2 separate regions of the Homo sapiens genome follow, and region 2 is linked to region 1. A link is a contact called in ENCODE Hi-C or POLR2A ChIA-PET data. All regions are on one chromosome and are shown on one strand. Each heading gives the region's core, a stretch centred on a gene start or an enhancer-like site at or near the end of the contact. The rest is flanking DNA. Distances are from core to core; before and after follow the strand shown. Region 1 overlaps MRTFA (myocardin related transcription factor A). Region 2 has its middle 48 kb from the start of MCHR1.

Region 1 (5,092 bases), core at 279-2,778:
TGAAGAGTTGTTAGCTAGGCAACTCTAAATTCACATTTCCAAAGACACGCTTCTTAGGTGAAACAAGGTAGACAATTTACATCAGGCACAGAACTGAGACCTAAACACTATTATCCAAAGACAATGTACAGTTCTTTATGTGGATGTATGTTTTCACTTCTCTTAGATAAATACTCAGGAATAGGATTACTGGGTTTTATGGTAAGTGTAAATTTATAAGAAACTCCCAAACTGTTTTTCTACATAGCATTATCGTTTTCCATCCTCCTCAGTAATGTCTGGGAGTTCCAGTTGCTCCTCATCCTTGATGACAAATCATTTATTGCTGGTATTTGTATTCTGACAGTAGCCAAGTAACAATCTCCACATGCTCTTGCTGGAAAAATTGTTGCTTAAATTAAGGATTTCTCATGTAAATTTTTCCTCTTTCATTTTCCTTTTCCTTTTCTTTCCACTTTATAAATATTTATTGAGCAGTTTACAGTGCAAGGGATGGACGAGCATCAGTGATTTTACTCTCAAAGTGCCCCTGTTGGCCCTGTGAGTAGAGGTCATGGCAGATGATTGTGACACTTTTGATTCTTATACTTTATCTAGTTTCCTAGTGGAACAGATTGATCAGCATAGAGGTTTTCATTTTTGTGTCTCTATACTGCATGCCTCGCTTAGCTTTCAAGTGTGAGGAACCTTGTAGGGAGAAGAATATGGTGGCACATCTGGTTCCAGCTGTGCTGTCAGCCTTAATATCTTCCCCCTTCTGTTTAGGTGGAAATGCCAGTGTCATGGTGGCCTTTGTTTTCATAATCAGCTGGGTAGATTTTTCAGTTGCCTGTTAGTGTAGCTGTCCTGATTTCCTTCCTAATGATGTGAATGATGGGACTGTGACATACAAGGAGTAAAATCAAATGGTGAGGTAAGCTGAGGTCAACAAGATAAGGGTTTGAATCCCAAATTTTGGTGGGTTGTCACTATTGTGCCAATATATTATCTCTGACTCTAGCCAGCATCTTAAGAGCCTATATTGTCTTTCTAAAGGAAAGGTCAAATATGTATTGAACTGTATCTTCTTTTAAATATTTTGTCAGCAAAGTGTTTACAAATTGGTGAGAAGTGTCCATTTGTTTTTTCATTCATTGAGTACACTTGCCAGTTAACCATTACGTTTATGGTTCCCACATCAGTACTGTGATAGGACTTTTTTCAAAGTAAATTCTTCCTGAGTTTTTCCTTTGGTACCTCCCCCCTCTGCTTTTTGGTATCTTTTATCTTCAAACATTTTAAAGATGAATGTGTCCAGTAAAATAATGTTGTGTTATAGCTCCTTGTTCCATTTTGGGTGCAGGCTTTGTACAAGAAGGGAGGGAGGGCAAGAGAGAGAAGAGGGAACCTAGTCATGTGATACTGCTTGTCTGGCAGAAGCCTTTTGGTTCTGAGCAGAGAAACCAACTGTTTACTATTTTGGGTGAATGAGGTTGGTTGGTTGCTATGAGCATTTTCTCTAAGGGAACCCTCTCCTCTTCCAGCTCTACACATTGAAATCATCTCAGTTCTGCTTTTTGGCATTTGGATAGAAGAGGGAGGTGTCTGTGTCTAGGCCCAGTGCTGACAGGAAGAAATGTTTTGCCAGTAGAGTTACTGATTCTGACCTTCTGCTGTCACTGCTTTTAATGCCCCACTCCCTAAGTAAACTTGGGATCTAACTGTTCTTGCAACCCTTTGCACTGTAGAATGAAGTGCCCACTTTAACTTAAAGAGCAGGGCTAATCAGATCTTCGGCAAATAATAAATGGCCTCTTTAAGGAGAGAGGGAAGGAAGAGTGGTTTATTGCAGCATTGGCCTGTGGAGACTCGAATCTCCTCCAGCATGCTGGAGGAGAAGGCCAAGATTCATCAGTCCACCTGCAGGATTCTGCCACTCTCGTGGATTGTCCTGAAGCCGAGAAAGGACAGCTATTACTCAGCAGTGTGCCTGACCCATTATCACAGTTTGCGGGAAGGTTCGAGTATTTGTGCCTTTGGGATTTGCATGCTTTTGTTTCCTTTCAAACTTAACTGCTGTCTTTTATCCCAGTCCTATTTCTCTGTAGCCATCCAAGCTTTGACTTTGGGTGGTTTATTCTCCCAGGATTTGTATTAAAGTTTGTTGAGCACCCAACAAATAGATAACTGAACATAGTACTGTAGGGTGCATTTCATGACCTGGTGGAACAGTGATTAGGATGTTTCACTTTCTTACTCCTTTTTTCCCCACCGTGCAGAGCTCATATAGCCAAGCCTAGATTGTGGAATAAGGGAAGAAAAAACTTTTCTTTAATAAGGCGGAATTACTCTTTATGTGGGTCAGATTCAATGTTTTATCCATAAAATGCACTTTGGCCTTAGGTACTATACAAATGGGAGCTATTGATGATCATTTCAGTTTCTTCTGTCTGTTGAATACTTGAAAGTAGATAGATAACCCTTTAAGGTTTATAACACTAAGACATCATAATTTAAAATAAAATAACACTTGGAAGGCTTTTTACTTGTATTGCGTCTTAGTTTTGCTTAGGGTGAACAATTTGGACTGGTCTTATCAATATTAAAAGAGTTTGCCTATGTGAACAGCCTTCCTTCATAGTCTTGGTTTTGTTTTTTTTTTAAGACAGGTTTTCACTCCTGTGGCCCAGGCTGGAGTACAGTGGCTCAATCATGGCTCACTGCAACCTCCACCTCCTGGGCCCAAGTGATTCTCCAGCCTCAGCCTCCTGAGTAGCTAGGACTACAGGCGTGCACCACTGCACCCGGCTAATTTTTATATTTTTTGTAGAGATGGGGTTTTGCCATTTTGGCCATGCTGGTCTTGAACCCCAGCCTTAAGCGATCCTCCCGCCTCATCCTCCCAAAGTGCTGGGATTACAGGTGTGAGCCACCGTGCTCGGCTTCTTTCATAGTCTTATACTGCAGGAAAAGAAAATCCTTTGGGAGTAGAATGGACACATTTGAGTTATTTAGAAAAGTTCACTTTTAAATTTGAGGAAAATTCTTTTAGAAGAGTTCTAGGTTATGAAAAAAACGACAATAGGAGCTTTATCCAAATCCTGTCAAATATGAATAAAAGAGAATTGTCAATATTTTCTTCTCCTATCTTGGAAACCCTAATTATCTACTATCAGAATTTATATACAATGTATAATAATTATGTAAATGCTACTTTTCTAAACACTTAGACATTTCTTTTGAGTTTTCCAGATTTCTTTGGGATTTTAATAATTTTAACAGGATGATTTGAGCCTGTGGAGTCAGCAATGAATGGACACATCGAAGACGAGATGGAGTGATTATCAGTGCCCAGTTTGCAGAGAGAATATTTTTTTTCTTCTTTTCTTTTCTTTTTTTTTTTTTTGAGATGGAATCTCACTCTGTCGCCCAGGCTGGAGTGCAGTGGCGCAATCCCTGCTCACTGCAAGCTCCGCCTCCTGGGTTAATACCATTCTCCTGCTTCAGCCTCCCGAGTAGCTGGGACTACAGGTACCCACCACCATGCCCAGGTAGTTTTTTGTATTTTTAGCAGAGACAGGGTTTCACGTATTAGCCAGGATGGTCTTGATCTCCTGACCTCATGATCCGCCGGCCTTGGCCTCCCAAAGTGCTAGGATTACAGGCGTGAGCCATCGCGCCCAGCTGAGAATAGTTTTAAGAATTGGTTGAGAGGCAGTTGCTTTTTCTTTGAATATCTAGAACTGTTCTGGACTAACGTCAAAGAAACACCATGGCAACATTAAAGGGAAGATTATTTGAGAGGCGGGGGATAGTATGGCTTAGGACTTGGGCTGCTACCTTTGACTTTGTAATTCAAAAGATTGTAATGTTCCATATTTTCAATCTGATCATTAAAAATATCTGTGTTACATGCAAAAAAAACCTATAGGCAATAGAGATTCAGGCTTGTGATAAGTAGGATCAGAATGGTAATGTTAGATAACTACCCTAAGCAATTAACTACACTTTTCTGATTTTTTTTTTTTTTTTTGCGACAGAGTCATGCTTTGTCTCCCAGACTGGAGTGCAGTGGCGCGATCTCTGCCCACTGCAACCTCTGCCTTCAAGCGATTCTCTTGCCTCAGCCTCCCGAGTAGCAGGGATTACAGGTGCTCGCCACCACACCTGGCTAATTTTTGAATTTTTAATAGAGACAGGATTTCACCATGTTAGCCAGGCTGGTCTCGAACTCCTGACCTCAAGTGATCCACTCGCCTTGGCTTCCCAGAGTGCTGGGATTATAGGAGTGAGCCACCATGCCCGGCTACTTTGCTGATTTTATAGTGTGCTTAGAACCTTTCATTTAGAATTCTGTATATTGACTCAGTCTTGAAAGGACTCAAATTATGGGCTGGGTGCAGTGGCTCATGCCTGTAATCCCAACACTTGGGGAGGCTGAGTCTGGGAGGGTCACTTTAGCCCAGCATTTCGAGACCAGGCTGGGCTTCAAAGTGAGACCCTGTCTCTAGAAAAAAAAAAATGAAAAAATTAGCTGGGCATGGTGGTGTACACCTGTGGTCCCAGCTACACAGGAGGCTAGAACCATGTTCACGACACTGCACTCCAGCCTGGGCGACAGAACGAGACTCCGTCTCCATAAAAAAAAAAAAAAAATTTGAAATTATGTCTTCTACAGATACACATTATTTTTTTAATTGCTGTCATTTTGTAAACTGCACAAGAGAAACAGATTTTGCCTCAAATGGTAAAAGTATTAAGAATATCTGATGTCCCTGCTTTTGGGCTGAAGCAGGTGTTCGAGGGACAAAGATCATTCTTCCTTGTAATACTCAAAGATACCCAGTGAAAATGATTGTGTCTTGTGTTTTATTATTATAAATTCTTAATATTTTCTTTTTTTATAGCTTTATTTTCCTTATTAATAGACTTTGGCATCAATCACATCTGCATGAATTTTTTTTCAGGACTGAGCCATCATGAAACGTTGGTGTTTTATGATTTTATACAACCTCTGATACAATATGAATGATGTTAGATCTATGAAAGATCTAACATCAATCAGTATTGGTATTGATATAACACAATATGTTAGCCACAAGTCAAATGTACC
Region 2 (4,425 bases), core at 1,232-3,731, 230 kb before region 1:
GATTACAGATGTGAGCCACCATGGCTGGCCCTATTTTATTTTTTTAAATAAAATAGAGTTGAGGTCTCACTGTTAGCCAAGCTGGTCTCAAACTCTTAGGCTCAAGCGATCCCTTGGCCTCCAAAAGTGCTGGGATTATAGGTGTGAGCCACCATGCCTCCCAAGGTTGTCCTTTTAGATCTAGTTAAGGATCTTGAGATCACCCTGGATTATACAGGTGGGCCCTATATCCAATGACAAATATTTTTATAAGAGACACATGGAGGAGAGGCGCACAGAGCAGAAGCCCATGTAAAGATGGAGATGGAGATGAGAGTGATGCAGCCACAAGCCAAGGGACACCTGGCGCCACCAGAAGCTGGGAGAGGCAGGGAAGGCTCCTCCCCTAAGGCATATCCCTGCTGACACCTGGATTGCAGACTTCCAGCCTCCAGAACTGTGTGAGAGAAAATATCTGCTCTTTTAAACCACTGAAGTGGGGCTGGGCACGGTGGGTCCCACCTGTAATCCCAGCACTTTTGGGAGGCCGAGGCCGAGGCGGGTATGTTGGGTAAAAGCTGAGTGTTGGGAAAAAAGCTGAGGCAGGGCTTGCATGTCTGACATAATGTAAAAGAGTCTTGGAACATGTCTGGGGTCCAGGGTCTAAAACCCCTCGTGGCCTTTGGAACACCAAGCTCTGTGCTAAAGGGTGGAAGGCTGCCCCGCCACACCACAATCTAAACCCAGGGCATAAAAGCTCTCGTGGCTTGGATGGAATCCAGGGCTCAGGGCATAAAAACCCTCGTGACCTCTGGAATGTGTCTAGACTTGCAGGCTCCTTGCTTCTATCACTCCCATTATCTCAAGTAGCAGAACATGTTCCATATGCTTCAAACAAAATGCTAAACCGTCACGGCCATAGATCATGCGCTTGATGCACTGCTTCCTTTCAACCCCCACATCCTCACCACCTGCTTCTTTGATCACCAATAAACAGCTCGGGCTCCCAGCGCTCAGGGCCTTCGCAGCCTCCATACTAGCGTTGGCCTGCGGTCCCACTTTCACTCTTAACTTGTCTTGTCTCATTCCTTTGACTCCCCCGGACTTCGTTGCCCCCACAGCCTGGTGTTGGGTCTGATCACCCCAACAGGGTGGATCACCTGAAGCCAGTCGTTCGAGACCATCCTGGCTAACATGGTGAAACCCCATCTCTACTAAAAATACAAAAATTAGCTGAGTGTGGTGGCAGGCAGCTGTGATCCCAGCTACTCGACTGGCTGAGGCAGGAGAATCGCTTGAACCTGGGAGGAGGAGGTTGCAGTGAGCCGAGATCACACCACTGCACTCCAGCCTGGGCTACAAGAGCGAAACCCTGTTTCAGAAAAAAAACAACAAAAAATCCCACCAAAGTTATGATTATTTGGAAGGCAGCTATGCTCGCTACTGTACCACCAACGCCGCTGGGTTATGGTTGTTACCGAAGTGCTAGGAAGCTACTACATGAATCGACATGCATATGGAAATATCTACAGCCTTTTCTTTAACATGTTTAACTTTTCCCCCATGCCTTTGCCATTACCTTTTTTTCAGAAGGACAGAGGCAGGCTGCACACGGTGGCTCATGTCTGTAATCCTAGCAATTTGGGAGGCCGAGGTGGACAGATCACTTGACCCCAGGAGTTCGAGACCAGACCGGGCAACATAGCAAAACCCCATCTCAAAAAAAAAAAAAAAAATTAGCCAGGCATTGTGGCCCTCCTGTAGTCCCAGCTACTTGGGAGGCCAAAGTGGGAGGATCACCTGAGCCTGGGAGTTCGAGCCTGCAGTGAGCCGTGATCACCTGGGTGACAGAGTGAGACCCTGATTCAAAAAAAAAAAAAAAAAAAAAAAAGGCAGAGGCAGTCCAGGCTTCAGCCAGCCTGTCTCATTTAAATGCCAATTTGGTCATTTCCTAGTTGTGTGACCTTAAGCAAACTACTTAATCTCTCTGAGTCCCCATTTCTTCATCTGTAGAATTTTTGCATTGGTATTAAATGAGACCGTCATGTAAGTGTTTAGAATTGTGTCTGGCATATCATTAGCAATACACATAAGTGGTAGTTTATGCATTCTCTCCTGTTCCTCAGTGATTTCCTGTCCTCATCAGAATGCTACTTCTTCATGGTAATGAGCCAGTTTTGTTCCTGCCTAGATTTTTAAAAAACTCATTATCACTTGTGATTCATTTACCTCATTATGCTTTTAGGCTATTAGAATGGGGAAAATGTCACTCAGAAGAGTATGAACAAACCAAGCCCCATGGAATCTCACTTGATAGCCAGGGCTAATCATCAGAAAAGTCAAAAGATCAGCCATTAGCAAAGTAGAGAGACAAAGAACCCGATTTAACTAATAAGCACTTCAATACCCGTGACTTCTAACTGACTCTCTCTCTCTCTCTCTCTCTCTCTCTCTCGACTTTCCTTTGAAATTTCAAAGGGTATGAATAATTTAATTGATTTTCAAAATAATTGACTTGTTTTTGACAAGCATGTGCATGTTTGCTTGGTTTGTGGTTGAGATGGACCAAAAGAGACAAAAGGATTACTAGGTTTAAGGAGCCCCTGTCTATCCTGTATTTCAAATTTCAAAGACAGTATTTGTTCTTAAAACAGTCACTGCTTCCCTTGCTTTGAAGGAATTTAAGAGTATGTCTTAGCTTACAAATCACTTAGCAGCCAGGCGCGGTGGCTCACGCCTGTAGTCCCAGCACTTTGCGAGGCCGAGGCGGGTGAACCACCTGAGGCCCGGAGTTCAAGACCAGCCTGACAAATATGGAGAAACCCCCCGACCCTACTAAAAATACAAAAAATTAGCTGGGCGTGGTGGCGCATGTTTGTAATCTCAGCTACTCGGGAGGCTGAGGCAGGAGAATCGCTTGAACCTGGGAGGCAGAAGTTGCGGTAAGCCGAGATTGTGCCATTGCACTCCAGCCTGGGCAACAGAGCGAGACTCCATCTCAAAAAAAAAAAAAAAAGAAAAAAGAAAAAATCACTTATCTCTGAACAGCCAGCACACTGGCTTCTTCACTCACAATTATTCCTCATTCAGATCCTAGCAATTTCAGAAAGTGTTGAGTTTATTACTAGTGCTTGGCCTCTAGGGCTCTCCTTCCACACTGCATTAGTAGCTGAACTGTCTGCTTTGTCTACAGGGCCTGCTTATCTTGCGATTGGACCATCTTCTTTTCCTTTCACTTTCACGGTCTCTTTCACACGAGTAGGAAAAAAAATGGAAAGTATATATATAGATACATACATATATATATATAGATACATACATATATATAGATACATACATATATATATATAGATACATACATATATATAGATACATACATATATATAGATAGATACATACATACATATATATATATATATATATATTTTTTTTTTTTTTTTTTTTTTTTTTTTTTTTGAGACAGAGTCTCTGATGCCCAGGCTGGAGTACAGTGGTGTGGTCTCAGCTCACTGCCACCCTGCAACCTCCACCTTCTGGGCTCAAGCTATTCTCCTGACTCAACCTTCCGAGTACCTGAGATTACAGGTGCGTGCCACCATGCCTGGCTAAGTTTTGTATTTTTGGTAGAGACAAGGGTTTCACCGTGTTGGCCAGGCTGGTCTCGAACTCCTGACCTCAGGTGATCTACCCACCTTGGCCTCCCAAAGTGCTGAAATTATAGGCGTGAGCCACTGTGCCCAGCTGGGAAAGTATTTTCTTCCCAAGCCCATATCTTTAACACATTTGCAAAATCAAGCATCCCTAATGGTTTACCTTGGCGTGGCTAGAAGTCTTGATTTATATGATATTAGGTTTCCTAAAAGAGGGAAACTTCCCTGTGGCCCTCACCTAAGGGATTTAGGCGTAATTCATGAAGCAAGTTTACAATAAAAAAAATCCCTACCATTGCATACCAAAAAAAAAAAAAAATGATGGTTACGGTCATACCAATGGCATGTTTAAAACAAGACTTAATTGGCCAGGCGCGGTGGCTCACGCCTGTAATCCCAACACTTTGGGAGGCCGAGGCAGGCGGATTACCTGAGGTGAGGAGTCTGAGACCAGCCTGGCCAACATGGTAAAGCCTCGACTGTACTAAAAATACAAAAATTAGCCAGGCATGGTGGCACACGCCTGTAATCCCAGCTACTCCAGAGGCTGAGGCAGAATTGCTTGAGTCTGGGAGACGGAGGTTGCAGTGAGCCAAGATCACGCCACTGTACTCTAGCCTAGGCGACAGAGCGAGACTCTGTCTCAAAAAAAAATACATAAATAAATAAAAATAAAATAAAAAACAAAGACTTAACTGTTGCACTGTGATACTGTGACATCTGGAGGCCCATATTTAGTGTAACAGGTGAATTACTCATTTCGAAAAAAACATTTTTATGGCTCTGACATTGGTAA

The links. Hi-C counts contacts between places; a loop is a spot of excess contacts on that map. ChIA-PET counts read pairs that join two places held with the same protein, here RNA polymerase II (POLR2A). Pooled maps may share reads with other maps.
Region 2: a pooled map shows a loop between it and region 1 (2.2-fold over the local background). The contact joins two enhancer-like sites. A Hi-C loop is called at or near these places in 1 of 50 pooled maps. POLR2A ChIA-PET finds 5 or more read pairs at or near these places in 2 of 52 experiments (GM12878 and WTC11).

What each region holds. Positions count from the first base shown.
Region 1 is chr22:40,488,892-40,493,983 of GRCh38, reverse strand. The region is part of intron 3 of MRTFA (myocardin related transcription factor A); the gene reads left to right. Among named protein-coding and RNA genes, the nearest start is that of MRTFA-AS1, 30 kb to the left of the region's middle. Within about 2 kb of position 1,528, at least 7 of the 41 ENCODE cell types and tissues checked have a DNase peak (open chromatin) inside an H3K27ac peak, as active enhancers do.
Region 2 is chr22:40,725,452-40,729,876 of GRCh38, reverse strand. No RefSeq gene overlaps it. Among named protein-coding and RNA genes, the nearest start is that of MCHR1, 48 kb to the right of the region's middle. RefSeq lists enhancers at 881-930, 1,001-1,080, 408-1,131, 1,132-1,856. Within about 2 kb of position 2,481, at least 6 of the 41 ENCODE cell types and tissues checked have a DNase peak (open chromatin) inside an H3K27ac peak, as active enhancers do.